2 separate regions of the Homo sapiens genome follow, and region 2 is linked to region 1. A link is a loop called in an ENCODE intact Hi-C map of the cell type or tissue named here. Cell type or tissue: mammary epithelial cell. All regions are shown on one strand. Each heading gives the region's core, and the rest is flanking DNA. Links, peaks and the distances in the headings are about the cores only.

Region 1 (7,980 bases), core at 2,942-5,441:
CCGCTTCTAGAGGTCCCAAATTATTCTCCAAATGAAAGGGCCTGGTTTGCCAAAGATACTGGAAGTTACATTAAAGGAGGATGGTGGAAATTCTCCAATAGGAGGCTAGCCATCCCTGAAACAGTGGCCCCTAGATTTGTGAAGCAATTCCATCAAGGAACTCATATAGGAAAAACGGCACTAGAAACACTACTGGAACATCATTTCTATATGCCACGGCTCACTACCATCCCTCAAGCTGTTTGTGAACAATGTCTAATCTGTGTCCAGAATAACCCATGGCAAGGGCCCACTCAGCCCCCGGGAATTCAAGAAATGGGAGCCACACCCTGTGAAAACCTAGTCATGGACTTTACTGAGCTGCCTCGAGCAGGGGGCTATTGGTATATGTTAGTACTAATCTTCACCATTTCAGGATGTGTTGAGGCTTTCCCCACCAGAACAGAGAAAGCACGAGAAGTAACAAAAGTGCTAATAAGGGACATTATCTCTAGATTTGGACTGCCCCTGATTCTGGGGTCAGACAATGGGCCTGTATTTGTAGCTGAAATAGTTCAAGAACTAATATGACTGTTAAAAATAAAATGGAAATTACACACAGCCTACCAGCCACAAAGCTCAAGAAAAGTAGAACGCATGAACCAGACACTCCAAAAGCTACTGAAAAAATATTGCCAAGAAACCCATCTGAGATGGGATCAGGTCCTTCCCATGGTTCTTCTCCGAGTCAGGTGCACCTCCGAGTCAAGCACTCTATGAGATCTTGTTTGGCCAGCCACCCCCAATCATAGGTCAAATTAATTGTGATCTCCGTGAACTAGGGAAATTATCCTTGAGAAGGCAAATGAAGGCTTTAGGAATAGCCATGCAAGAAATTCATGGCTGGGTATGGGAAAGAATGCCCATAAGCCTGACAGACCCAACACACCCCTTTAAACCCAGGGATTCAGTTTGGGTTAAAAAATGGAATCCAACCACTTTGGGACCCATATAGGATGGGCCCCATACTGTAATCTTGTCCACTCCCACAGCTGTTAAAGTTGGAGGAATTTTACCTTGGATCCACCATAGTCAGCTGAAACCAGCAGCCCAGAACTAGTGGACCAGCCAACAGGAACCAGACCATCCCACTCGGCTGATCCTACGGTGAGACCAGGTTGCCAATGGAGCTAGCAACTGCCTTGCTCTGGTCCTTCTGGAAGCTGACCAATCTACACACAGCTGAAGCTTGAGGTGACAACTGCCCTGCTCTAGTCACCCCAGGAGCTGACTAGCCTATGCACAGCTGAAGCTGGAGTAAAGTCATGTTGTTAGAAATCTTAGGTCTAATAGTTTTCCTTGTAATACTAGTTGTTTTTCTATTGTTCTGCCACTTTAGTCAGCCTCCTCCACCAGGAGAAAGCCTTTTCTGTCCCTGCTGGGTATAAGTATGTCACTCTTTACCTTGTTCTTACTAATCCCCTTATCTATGTTAAAAGGAGAACTCTTGGAAGGATTTGAAGGATGCCCCCAATGTACTCATACTACACGGTCAGGGAGCGCTATAACGAGAACTCTATTGTACCATACTCATTATGAGTGTACTGGAACCCACCTAGGAACCTGTACTCACAATCAGACCACCTACTCAATCTGTGACCCAGGGAATAACTAGCCTTATGTATGTCACTATATCTGTACTTTAATATCTGCCAGGCAACATTTAAAGACTTCATTGCCCTGTAGCAACCTGTGGTATAAATTAAGAACACCCCTGCTTGCTCCACTTGGGACTGTGCAACATTGGCCACTAAACAAAAGCAGGTCATGTTTACCCACATCCAAGCAGACCTAAACTGTAAAACAAATGCTTGCAATCTTGTAAATTTCAAAATCCTGAAGCCAAATTTACAAATATGGACTACAGGAATAGGAGCACCAATAGGACATTACTATTTAACCAAGAATCCAAGGGGAAAAACTATCTTAAAAAATAATTTTCTATGTATTATAAAGAAAGCTCGGGCCTGTTCAACCCAACAATTCTGAGTTTTCAAGTCATTCTATAAGCAGGTCAACCAGAAATTGCCTGAACCCCCTCCCATAGCCAAAAAACTATTCACCCAACTGGCAGAAAGCATAACCAGCAGCTTGCCCATCTCTTCATGTTACGTCTGTGGGGGAACAAACATGGGGACCAGTCACCATGGGAGGAAAAGGAGCTAATGCCTCAAAGTAACTTTACTCTGACCATCCCCTCCCCCGAACCAACACTCACAAGCTTGAGCACCTGGCTCTTAAAAACCTCTCTTATCAAGAGATTCTGCATTGTGCACTGGGGAAAAGCCTTTACAGACCCAGTAGGAGAATTAACTTGCCTAGGACAGCAATATTACAATGAGATACTAGGAAAAACTTTATGGAGATGCAAAAAGAATGACTCCAAATCACCGCACCCAGGCCCATTCTCCCGTTTCCCTTCTTTAAACCACTCCTGGTACCAGCTTGAAGCTCCAATACCTGGCAGGCACCCTCTGGCCTCTACTGGAACTGTGGGCCACAGGCATATTGACAACTGCCAGCTAAATGGTCAGGGGCCTGTGTACTTGGAACAATTAGGCCCTCTTTCTTTCTAATCCTGCTAAGGCAAGGGGAAGTCTTACGGTACCCCATCTATGATGTAACTAAAAGGAAAAGCAAGAGGGGCATAACCACAGGAGACGGCATAACCATAGGGAAGTGGAAAGACAATGAATTGCCCCCTGAAAGAATAATCCAATACTATGGCCCAGCCACCTGGGCAGAATATGGAACATGGGGATACTGCACCCCTATATATATGCTCAACCACATCATAAGGTTACAGGCAGTACTTGAGCTAATTACTAATGATGCTGCAAGGGTCTTAAATCAGCTAGCCTGGCAAGCTACACAAATGAGAAATGCCATCTACCAAAATAGACTGGCCATCAACTACCTCCTAGCTCAAGAAGGAGAAGTATGTGGAAAGTTCAACCTAACTAATTGCTGTCTAGAGATTGATGACAACAGAAATGTTGTCAAACAATTTTGGATTCTGCCAGAATCCAGAAATTAGCCCATGTCCCAGTGCAGACTTGGAAATGATGGTCTCCAGATTCACTCTTTGGAGGCTGGTTTTCATCTCTTGAAGGATTTAAAACCTTAGTAGGAATAGTTCTGGCCATACTAGGGGGCTGCCTCATACTTCCTTGTCTTTTGCCCCTCCTTGTTAGGAACATGCAGTCAGCTATTGAGATTCTTGTAACCAGGCAAACTACTACCCAACTAATGGTTCTAACTAAATATCAACCCCTGCTTAATAGGAAACTAGCGCCTCATGAAAGGATAAATTTTAAAGATGATGATGCTTTCTATTAAACTTCATTTATAAGAAGCATCAAAGGGGGGAATGAAGCAGAAAATGTAAAAAGAAAAAACAAGTAAAAGAAAGGAACAAGTCTTCTCTTGCTAGGCTGACTCACTCCAAGACCTAGAGATAGGCAGCCGAGCTCTGAAAAGGATTTAATAACATTATCTGCAAAACCAGAGCCCTCAAGGAATGTGCTCCAGAGCCCCCTCTCCTCCCAGTTATGGGCAAGGATGAGAAAACAGGTTTTTCTCCTCTCCCAGCTCCCCACTCCCTTTTTGTAAATCCTTTCTTAGTGAAACTCAAGGTTACTTCACAAAGTTTTACAGATTCCTGTTTCTCTTCTGTGTAAAATAACAAGGTCACAAGACATGCTTGAGTAAGACATTTACCAGCTGTAAACCCTGCCTTAGCTTGATAAGTTCCTGTTTTTCCTCGAATTGCACAATCTGTCACTGTATGATTCACACCTTTGTTCTGTTTCTGTAAGCCTGCTTGCCTGCCCTGTACATTTCATGCCACTAGATGGCCAATCCCTTGGTTGCATGTATAAAAATCAAGCCCTGTCTTTGTTCAGGGCTCAGTTTTTTGGATGTGAATCTTCTGGGCCTGAGTGCCCTCGATAAATCCTTTTATTTCACCCATTTGGTCTCTCCAGTCCTCTGATTCCCACAACAGCATGTGTAGGTGTATGGGTGTTTGTATTCTGTAATACTAGTGAAAGTGTGGACAATGAGACTTTCTTTTCATTACTAGTAATAGAACAATTTGAAAAGCAATTTGAACATATGTATATATTTACCTAGTAATTACACATTTGGGAACCTAGTTTTAAAAATTAACGTGAAGAAACTAAAAGCTTTATTTTGAAAATGATTGTTATAGAATTTTATATGATGGTCCCAAATGGGAAATAGTAAAAATGTCCAATTCTAAGAGATTAGCTAAGCAAACTATGATCTTTTCACCAAGTAGAATACTACTTAGACATTAAAATGATTATTAATATTATTTTTTGAGAGAGTCTCACTCTGTTACTCAGGCTGGAGTACAGTGGTACAATCATGGCTCACTGAAATCTTGAACTCCTGGGCTCAAGCAATCTTCCCACCTCAACCTTCCTTGTAGCTGGGACTACAGGCATGTGCCATGAAGCCTGGCTAACTTTATTTTTATTTTTTTGGTAGATACAAGGCCTTGCTATGTTTCCCAGGCTGGCTTGAACAGCTGGATTCAAGCAATCCTCCTGTCTCAGCCTCCTGAAGTGCTAGGATTACATACATGAGACATCTCACTTGGCCTATCATTTGAAATACTATATAATCCCATAGAATAATGTTCATGATATAATATTGAGTAAAACATAATGTACAAATTATATATAGTTATACAATTATATACATAAAACTATATACAATGTGGTTTAAACTGTGTTAAAATAGTTTTTCATAGAAAGAAAAAACAAAAATACTGCACAGTATATTGTGTTTGTGTTTGAGTGTTAGGACTAGAGGTGAGTTATTTTTCCTGGTTTTCTTTTCAGTTTTTTTGTTTTCTTTCCTAAGAATGTATTACTATTATACTGTATAAAATATGATAAAAGGTCAGACTCACTTATCTCTAATGTCCTTTCCAACTCTATCATGGAGTAATTTTTGTCCCTGTATAATCAAAAGCTTGCTTCATCTTTCACACTTTTTCTTGTCTCTACCACATGTATATAATCCAGGATTTATAGTTTATGCTTGTCTTGAAATACCTGAATGTTAGCTAAGCTTATAAATAGATCTTAACATTTTGAGGCAGATTCCTGTTCTCAACAGCCAATTTTCTCATAGTAAGCATTCATTCAATGTATCCAAGATAAATTTTGAGTGTAAGCAGGCTGGACCAAGACCCTGGCCATTAATGTAAACTTATATTCCCTGCATTGCTAGATATTTTTTCTGGCTTAATAACATATTGATTGCAGGGGCTTATCTAGAAAGAGTTAGAATTGTTTTTGCTGGCAGTGTGATTTTGCATCAGCTACTCTTGTACTATCTCTTGCTTCTGATGAAAAATAGAATTACCTTACTAAAATATTTTAATATTATTAAAATTTTGAGTTTCATGACATATTTTCTGGGATTTTTAAACCTCTGAGCTAAAGTTCTGTCTGTAGCTTGGATCTATATCAGAACTTAATATTTATAAAACAAAGAAGATCCTGACACACCCTTGCATGAAAACATTGCATGATTCTAAGACCTGAAGTTAGCACTGAACAACAATGGATGTCAAAGTTGACCAGAATTGTGTTCAGATGGAAGCCTTATCATTTACTATCTATGCAACTTTGACTGATTGTTTAACTCCTCTGAATTTGAGATTACCCCCTGTAAATTGTGAATAATACTGCTTAACATGTAGGCTTGTTGCAAATATTACATCACATAATGTTAGAAAACACATAATAGGAGTCGAATCAACCAAAGTTTTAATTATCATAACTATCTAGAGATGTGGTTTACAGTATTATAACCTCAAAAGTCGATAGTGAAATGTTACATTTTTGCAGAACCCAATATGAAACTATTCCAACAATAGGGTCCACTGATGGAGAAAATACATGGAGAAATATGGATTCTTATATTGACTCATAGGCTTAAAGCTCAAACATTAAGAAATGCTAATGTAGAGAAAGAATGGTGATGTGATTGGTAGCAATAAAGTTTGGAGCTGTGAAAATATAATGCTGGCTATGAAGCTGAAGTAGGAAAATAAAGGATGCTTCATAGAAAAAATGGCAGGAAATTCAATATATAGATACATAGTTAGATTTAAGAGCCGTTTGTTTAATAAACCATTATTGGTTGAGAGAAGAACTTGTATTTTAGGCAACAGATTATAATAGAATTTTGTCCTTGCTAATCTTAAACTTGATTGACTTATACTAAATGGTCACCTCCTTAGTTCAATTTTCATATTATAAATTGTAGGCAAACACAACTTCTTATAATTTTACTAATATTAAATAAAATTATGTATTTAAAGCATCAAGCTGAATACTTGATACCTGTATGTGCTCAATTATCATAGCTCCCTCTATAACATTCAGAGCAACTCTTGAATAACATCCCTTCATTGAAGACAGATATTGAATGCTAAAATTATTCCACGGTATGTTAGGCAGTGAGAAAATCTAAAACAGTGAGGGAAATTTCTGACTTTTCCTGGGTGCCAGTGTTTTTTGCTACAGTGGCCTAAACACTCCTTCCTGGGGTTCTGGGGACCATCAGACAGGACTGTCACAATGACAATAAATCATCCCCCAAGCTGCTGCAATTTCATCTGGGGGATGCTTCCAGATGCAGTTATTACCTACATGTTGCCCAGTTAGGAAAATGCAGAGCAAATGCAATGTGACCATATTTTAGCCAGAGATTCTCAGACCTTTCCAGTCCCAGATACAGAAACCCAGACCAATCTATGGAACCATGATTACGTGGATGCTTTTCTGAACATATCACTTTAAGGAGCTTTCTGAGAATCCCCTTGAGTGTCCTTAAGATATAAGGTGTGTTTACAGATGCAAACAGGAGCTGAGGCCCTTATTATCTCTGGCCTCATGTAAGTCACTCTGCTTCTCCAAGTCTCATTTTGTAACCTGAAACAAAATTTCCTGTCCTATATGCTGCAAAGGGTCATGAAGGCCTAATGAGATAAGGGATCTAAAAATGCTGTAGGGAAAACAAAATGCAATGCTCTTTATAACACAAACTAGGATTGTTACCTCCAGAGGCAAAGAGATTACATAGTTAAAGTCTTTTAAAGTCTTTTAAATAATGTTAAGAAATGATGACCTTGCAAACATAGCCAATAGGGAACTAACTAATGGGGACAGCAAATGAAGTTGCAGAGACTGATAAGGATATAATTGAAAACCTTTGGAAAACACGAACTCTGTTTTGGGTCCTTTTCTTTTGGCATCTTACCTTGTTCCTTGTGTTTTTCGGATTCAGCTGCTGGATGCTTGATTTTGAGGTGTTACCATGCTACTGCCTCCATCTGTATCTGTCTGGGAGAAAAGCAATAGTGAAGATGAGAAAGAAGGGAGGAAAGAGAAAGGGGGAACAGAGTTCTGCATAATGCTTAGTGCTCCAAGGTCCCAGCATAAGAGGCCCACCCTGACTTTATCCATTCTTATATTTTAGATCCTAGGAACCAAAGATCATTTAATCAAAAACGTGCCTCTCATAGTTAGGGAAATTACATTCTTTTTGCCCAGTGGAAAATTTACATGTTTATTGGTTATATTCTAGGATGATATTTATTATTCACTGAAAGTTTCAAGGGCAAACAAATACACTAGAAATTTTGGAAAGACTCAAGAAACGATAAAATATTACCCCTTGACAGAACAATATTTTATAATGATATTTTGTCTGGTGGGCATGGCTGTCTGTATAACATGAAGATTAAACCTTGGCTGGCAGTGAATTTTTATGTATTACCAAGGTTAGAAGCATAAAAGGCCCTTCTAAAGAAAGTAGTGTCTGCATAAAGTAGTTCATGCACAAAATGCTTGTGATGGTGAGTTGAAATGGGAATAAGAATAGCAAGTACAGGGG
Region 2 (7,980 bases), core at 1,952-4,451, 110 kb after region 1:
TCTGTCCCTGTCATCGGGCACAGCTATTCTATTAAATAGCTGCTCTCAATACACAATGGAAGTGCTTATTTTAATGTCTGTCTGAACCTGGATATTGATTGGGAGCAAGGTTGGAGATTAGTTGATGAAGCTACATTTTGTTTTTTTCACTAGAAACCGCAACAGGCAGAGACAAAGTTTGCGAATCCCAGTGCATCTCTTGACAGGCAAGCCTCTAAGCTCTCTCTGAAGCCTTCCCCACTTCAGCTCTTGAGATAACACGATTCCTTTCCCCACCCCAGCCAGGTGTCCCATCCACTACCAACCTGGAACAGAAGGAAGCTGGATGTTGTAACTTCCCTTCAGGCTGGGGCTGACCACAGAGTGGTTCTCCCTCTTCTCAGTTCTAGAGCTCGAGCCTCCCCTGCAGCTTCCATTGGAATAACTTAAGTTTTCCTTTCAGGCCTTCCATAGTGAGGCCCTGCTCATTTGGATGCAGTGCAGCCCACCTCCTGCCAACATGATCTTTCTTCCATTCTTGATCAATAAGTCACAAGCCTATTTGGCCTTTTCCCAGCAATGAGAGATGCACGGCTTGAGGTCAAAAGGAAAGAAGGCCAAAATAGACTCTGCCTCTGCCTAGCATTTAACTCCCATATACCCTTCACCTCCTCCACCATGCCCAGGTGTTTTCTTACTCCAAGGCTAGAATTTACATCAAATTTACTACAGGAGAGAAAAAAGAAGAAAGGATGGGAAGGAGGAATTAAAAGACAGAAGCATGAGGGAGGAGGAAGAGAATGGGAACAAAAAGGGAAGCAATATGTTGAATTGCTTGAATAAATACAGAAAGGGAGACAAAAGAATTATCTTTCTATTCTGGAAACAGGGTCATATACTCTTATTCTTCCCACTGGCTTGAAGCAGAAGCCACAGCCTAAGCCCTGTCTTAATCCCCTCCACAAGCCCTCCAGCTGCCTCTGCTTGGACCCAGCATCCCCAGTGAAGCCCTAACTGTAGGTTCTTCCTTAGATTCACAGGTTCCCAAACATGGAGACAGTAGTTGACTGACTGCTTGCTTGATTGACAAAGAGCTGGCCGGGAGTGGTGGTTCATGCCTGTAATCCCAGCACTTTGGGAGGCCAAGGCAGGTGGATCACGAAGTCAAGAGATCAAGACAATCCTGGGCAACATGGTGAAACCCCGTCTCTACTAAAAATACAAAAATTAGCTGGGCTTGGTGGCACGTGCCTGTAGTCCCAGCTATTCAGGAGGCTGAGGCAGGAGAATCACTTGAACCCAGGAGGCGGAGGTAATAGTGAGCAGAGATCACACCACAGGACTCCAGCCTGGTAACAGAGTGAGACTCCGTCTCAAAACAGAAAGAGCTATTAGCTGTTGTCTATTGTCTGCTCCCTATGATCTGGGCTCTATTCCAAGTGTTGTTGCCTCTAGTTGTCCTCATCTCATGTAAAGCTTACTATTAGCTTCATTTTCTGATGAAGAAACTGAGGTTAAATAACTTGCCTCAGGTCATACATCAAGAAAGATGTCATGATTCAGTCCAGAATGGTCTGCAGCTGGGACTCATGCTCCTCACCACCTTGTCTCCTGCCTCCCCATCCACCCAGCACTGCCTCCCATGAAGGAAAAGAGAGGCAGGTCAAATGCTTATCCCAGACTCCTAATTCTCCTAAGCTACTGCATCCTCCAATGAGAAAAAGTGTGCCTTTCTCAAAATCAGTGGGGATTTGGGAGATGCAGCTACCTCATGGAGGTACTTTGGGGCAAAGTAGAGCAGGAGCTTGGATAAATCATAGTACTGGAAAAAAAATGTATCCAGGCTGTTTATTTTACAAATGAAAACCCTAAGGCTCTCAAACCTGAATGAAATCATGAGATAACTTTGCTGAGTGTAGCTAAAACCAGAGCTGTTGAATTAAAGAACCTTAGAAATAGAAGACATCTGATATTCTATCAAGTCCAAGCTACTTCTTTGTATCTGCCTCTATTTTAAAGATGTGTGCACTAAGAAACTTCAGTAACTGGTCTATCTTTGAATTATAGTATCTACTTTTCTGCAAAATGTGGAAGGAGTTAGTGGCAGATGTCCTGGCCAATTTTAGAGAGGTATTAGGGTCTACTACAGAATAGATGGTGACCAGAATAATGATCAGGCCAAGTGAGGAGGGCTGCATATATGGTGTCTATATATAGTAATCAATCAATAAAGAGATGTTAAATGCATGAATGAATGAAATTTTGAAAGTAGAAGGAGAAACAACTGAAGACTTTTTATGACGTTCCAAATATGCCATCTTAAAGTCTTCCCTGATGACCAGAAACTTCTATAAGACAAGTTCTGGAAGCTTCCGTGTTAAGGAACTCTTTTGGTAAATAGAGTGAAAAGAACACTTTTGATGTTGGGACAAAAGTATGAGTGGGCTCTAAGGTTTTTATTTGATTTGCAGTTTAATCAGCCTTCACTGGTATGGCAAATCGAAATCGGAGACAGACTTTAATTATCCTAGTGACCTTTAGACAAGGCCCCAGAGTCTGGTGCCGTAGGTTGTCATCTGAACGGAGCCTCATCAGAGATACCCTCAGGGTTTATGAATTGCTCTGCCTGTTTTATATTTATCCCAAATCACCTGGTACTGTTAGCTATCATTTTATTTAAGTCTCCACAAATGAATACTTTTAAGAAATGCTACCTCACAGTATAATATAATGGTCAGATAGAATCTTGGGCTCTAGGGAAAGACAGCTCTTATTAAAATTGTGTCTCTATCACTTAATAACTATAAATAATATCACATTATTTAATCTCTCTGACCTCTGTTCAGAGTTCATCTATAAAATAGATAGGGGTAATAATGTTCACTAACTCAACAGGTTCTTAGAGCAGAGAATGAAATATGCAAGTTTTTTGCAGAGATCTCATGTCTAACCTTCAAGAAGTTGCCCATGCCATCCAGAACTGACCCAAGCAACTCCTCTCCTGACCACTAGTGGACAATAATATAATGACTCCATCTCCATTCCTCATTTTACTTTTACAAAATAAACTTCTCTGGTTGACCATTAAGTTATTTAATCCCCAGGCACTATCAAGTTGAAGTCTGAATTAAGACTGTTACCCAGCTTTAAAAGACAATTGCAGGCTAGAGTGAAGACAAATTACTTGAGAAAAGTGGTTTGATTCAGTTTATGCATATATTGACTGTCCCTGTGGTCAATGAACAGGGTCTCATTTAAAATTCAATTTGGAGAATTATGGTGCTTCTGAATGAGAGGAGAAACATAAATGAAATGGGCCACAAAGTGGCATTAAACTATTTCATACGGGTTAGACACAGCTTGGCAAATAAGAGAAGAGTCTCTCTGAGAGGTCTCTGCGGGAATAATCTTGGAGGAAGAGTGAAAGCAGGAAAAGAAGAAAGACAGTTTCTCTACATATTCTGACCAGTACTAGGGAGCCCTCTCTGGCAGCTTCCAGAAAGGAGAGGAAGAAGGTATGACTGGAGGGAGGGAGAAGTCAGAGAAGCTCTGTGTTCCCTTTTTCTTAGCTAGACAGGAACCAAAATGATGCAGTTATTTTCAGAGATGCTGCATTACACCGCTCACCAAAAGTTGCCTTGGGTCACAGAGAATTCTCCTTTCTCTGTATTCATAAGAATTTAATATCTAACTTCAGCCCCTTGTATTTGAAGCTGCTCCTATTTGAAGCTGGCATTTGATCTGTCTCAGGAGGGTCAATTAAGAAAGACTACTAACGTTATTTTTTCCCTTTCATGGTACAAAAGGCAACTCACCTGCACCGTGGAATAATAATTAAAGAACCAACTCACTTCTTGCAGAAGCTATGAAGGAAGAAAACATGTTCAGAAAATAGAATTCAGACAGGAAAAAGGGAGCAACTTTTAAGCATCCACTCTGCACCTGGTTTTCTATATATCATTTCACATAGCACTCATCACAGCCCCCTGACATGAACTTATTATATTCATTTTAAAGACTGGAGAACTGAGTTTCAAACAGGTTAAATAGCTTGGGTCACATAGCTGCTAAGTGGTAAAGTCAGGTTAGGAATTCTAACCTGGCAAACAGTCCTAATTCAAACTCCAATGCCATAGGGTAGTACCTGGGGATAAAATACTTTAATAACAGCCAACTAACACCCTAGAGGAAGAGCTTGTTTTGCCAAAATGCAACTTGGAAAAGAAAGTAAAATTATTAGATCATTATTCATGTATGGTCCTTGTTCTTGACAAATCATTCTCTTTGCTAAGCAGAAACAACTGTCAGATTGACCGAGAATTTCTTCTTCTTCACAAGGTTTTTAGGTTGGTGCTAAATGATTATGGCTAGTGGAAAAGTTCTCCTTTCTTCATATACACAGATACACACAGAAAATATATACATACACATAAAAGAGTTTAGGAAGGGTAATCAAAAGAAATTTTATATACTCATCTTCATCACCATCATCTTCATTATCATTATCACAGAATAAAGCTTAACTAAATAGGTAAGGAATTTCCTTAACTACCAATTTTAACAAGTTCTTCCTTTTCCCTCAGTGGTTTTATAGCATTTGAAATAGAACTCTTAGTCCATTCTGAAAACCACAAAAAAAAATCCACTCTTCCAAATGCTTGTCTTTATAGTAGAACCAGACAATAAACTATAAGTTCACTAATGCATATTTTTAGAGAAGACTGTTGAGGCCTTTAATGAATGCATTTATTTATTATCTCCCTCTATTCCTTTCTCCCTTCCTTCTTTCTCCATTCCCTTCCTCCTTGCTTGTTTCTTTCCCTTCCTCCTTTCTCCAGCAAATGTTTACTGAGTGCCTATGATATGATTAGCACTGAACAAAGCCCTGGGATAAAACTTTCATGCAGGCCTAATGTAACCATTGAATGGAGCTGTGTGATTAGTGGAGGAGATAGAAATTAATCAAGTGACCACACAAACCATTGAGCAATGGCAATTGCTACAGATGTACTAAAGAAGAGGTGCACAGGGCTCTTTGAGAGACTGGCTGGTCAGGGAGGGCAAGGAAAGCTTCGTTGAAGAAGGGATGCTTGAGTTGAGATAAAAAGCCAACTTTTCACAGAGGGTAGAGAACACGTTTCAGGCAGATGGAGCAGCATGTGCAATGGTCCTGTGGCAAGGGGAATGTGGCATATTGGAAGGAATGAACAGATGCCAGTGTAGATGAAGGACAAATGCTGAGGCTAAGTCTGTAGCAAGATGAGGTTGTAGAGATGAGTAAGAGCATAAAGGGACATGTATATCATTGTAAGGAGTTTTTCATGAAACCCTCACAAGGGCTATAAGTAAGAGATGACTTGATCAGGTTTGTGTTTTTAAATTTTATTGCCTAAATGTGAAGAATTGATTATGCAGGGCATGTGTTTGGTAGGGGACACAAGTTCACCAGCCCACCTTGAACTCTGAAGTTTTGTTCTCACTAGATTTCTATCACCCCATTTACCTGCATGCATCCTGTGGCTACGTTTTTGTTTTTTCATCTCTTGGTCCCCACACTAGACATTGTCCCGTTTTCTTTAGTCCTCTAAACACCGTCAATGTAAGGCAGCATGTAGCATGTTTTCTATTGATGCTTAGTGATTACAGAAAAGAGTTTCAGCAGAGTGCAGAAGAGGTAAAAATATATATACTGAACCTTGGATTTTACTCTCTATAAGCTCTCTGCATAATTTCTTCCAGGATTATCTCCCCGAATTTCTTGCCTTCAGCTCCAACTCACTGCTGTCTTCCTACACCTTTTTTCCTACTGTAATCTTGTTCCTCCATCTTCTCCAAATCTCAGGATTCCCCAGATCCCTGTCTACCTCTTACCAGGCTCAAAGGTGCTGCTTCCATCTAAGTTTCTGCCATATATATCAAGGCAGTGGGGAACAGGACAAGAGATAGGAGACTTTGGTTTTCATATCAAACAAGCCCAGAGAAGGGTTTGTCATAAGCAAAGGAGAAAATATCTTTCTAAAAAGAATTCTTTTTCCACGTACCCCAGCAGTTTAAAGTACAGTTGGCTTTTAAAATAGCAATTATTTTCTTTTCTTTACATGTGTCAGAGTCCTTTGCTTCCGTTTTACTTACCTGAATCTATCCAATTATGCCCTATCAACACCAGAATGCAAGATGTATGAGGGATGTTTTATAAAAAATGACTGTGGCAGACCAAAGCCAGAAGAGAAGAAATCAGATGGTCATTACCAAATTGGGAGAGAGGAGATAGCAAACATGTCCTTGGAAGCAAGTAGACAAAATAGATCTGTGCATGAATTTGGGAATGGAAAAAAACAAACTAGCTGTAGGAAACAACAGTTCCCAAAAGACACTGAGAAGTGATAGCATAAACAATAATAGAGACAGAAAGGAAGACATAAAATAGGGAATGAGAAAATATGAAGGCTCTCAAGATGAACAGAACAATTTGCCAACACGTATGTCATTTCTCTCATAAATTAACTTCCTTGATGGGCTTAATTGTTTGAACAAATGAGATGGAGCTATTTTCAGAATGATTATTTATTCTAATCACCAATTCCCTTACACTAAAAGGAATGGCAGAGAAACCAGGCTTTTCCAAGCTTCATCATTTTAGTTAAATATTTACACATTCCAACTGACACTAAAAGTAGTTGCTGCTTCTTGGGTCTCTGAAAGATATGGGCTTAGGGTAATAGAGAGTTTAGGTATCTGCAGGTGGGTGTCTCAGAGAAGAAAGCCATCTCTCTGTGCATTGCCTGCTGGTAAAGAGCTGGGTCCTTCTCCTTAAACTTGTTTTACCAAGCCCAGAGTCCAGTCAAACCTGTTCTCAGGAGCCCCTGATCAGTTTATCTTTGAATTGTATTGAAATTTTACTTTACTTCTTTTCTAAAATTCTTAATTTAGTACACCTTACTGTAATAGAATGAGAAGGATAAAGAAAATATATATTTTATATCTATTTATTCTTTCTTTAAGTCCATCTGAGCATAAATCAATTTATTTAGGATTAAGAACTAGGCTTCAGCAAGAGAAGGGTTAGTTTCAACTCCTGACTGTATCACTGCCAAGCTGAATGACTTTATTTAACCTACTTACTCTCTCCAAACCTCAGCTATTTTTCCTGTAAAATGGGGACAGTACTAGTTTCTATCTCATAAGGCTGTTATGATAATTAAATAAGGTAAAACTTTAAAACACTTCAAATTGTGGCTGTCACATAATAAACCTCAAAGGTATCAGTTATTGTTATAGTATTACTTCTTATTATTAAGAGTTGTAGATGAAGTGATGTACTTTAAGCATAGTAATTCTTCCAGATGTTTTTCTTCTTGTCAGTTCCTTCAAAAGTAGACTTAGACAAGGATTTGAGTGCAAGAAATTTGTGCAGGAAGTGCAGAGATAACCTTCAAGGACACCAGAAAGTGATATGAGGAGGGAAGGCAGTAAATACAAGCTGAGTTAAATCAGCAACCATGCTGGGTGGCTGAAGCTATTCTGTAGGGAATTTCCAGGAAATGATGGTGTATCACTTAAAGATGAAAGGAGTTAACATATTTATGTGCTCACTGGCTTCAGTAATTGGTTGAGGGCACTAATTACCCAGCATTTCTAGCCTACTGTCCATGGCAGAGTCATTTTCTAGAAAAAGCCCTTAGGCAAAGAGAAACATGTACTAGAAGTTGGAAAATGTCCAAAGCACAAAACAGACATCTGAAATTAATGATAACTCATGGCATCAAAGACAGCAGCTTTCAGGATACAGCTCTGGACTAAGGCAGGCGACTTCCTTAAGTAACCCTAAAATTTAAGTGGTCTTGGAAATGATCATACCACCAGGTGGTTTCCAGCCAAGCTGTCACTTTGCAGAGTTGATCCAAAAGAGAATTATGTCAATTTTTTCAAAAGCATTAAGAGAAGCAATATGGAATATAAGTGTCATTATAATACAGAAGAAATTTAAAAAATGGGGGGTAC

What was found. A loop is a pair of places that touch in the nucleus more often than their neighbours do. Peaks named below come from ENCODE experiments on the same cell type or tissue, not always from the same donor. Only the 100,000 strongest peaks of a DNase experiment are listed, where the experiment ranks them.
Region 2: a loop joins it to region 1, with 4 times the contacts of the local background. A loop is called at or near these places in 5 of 110 quality-filtered maps.

The regions. Positions count from the first base shown.
Region 1 is chr11:29,523,944-29,531,923 of GRCh38, forward strand. It overlaps LINC02755 (long intergenic non-protein coding RNA 2755), which reads right to left. Exons shown (of 4, transcript NR_183754.1): 2 at 7,345-7,427. Among named protein-coding and RNA genes, the nearest start is that of LINC02755, 66 kb to the right of the region's middle. In mammary epithelial cell, for the core only: a CTCF peak has its summit at 3,882; a DNase peak (open chromatin) is centred at 3,828; H3K27ac peaks cover 311 bases.
Region 2 is chr11:29,631,460-29,639,439 of GRCh38, forward strand. No RefSeq gene overlaps it. Among named protein-coding and RNA genes, the nearest start is that of LINC02546, 41 kb to the left of the region's middle. In mammary epithelial cell, for the core only: a CTCF peak has its summit at 2,974; no DNase peak of the experiment used is centred there.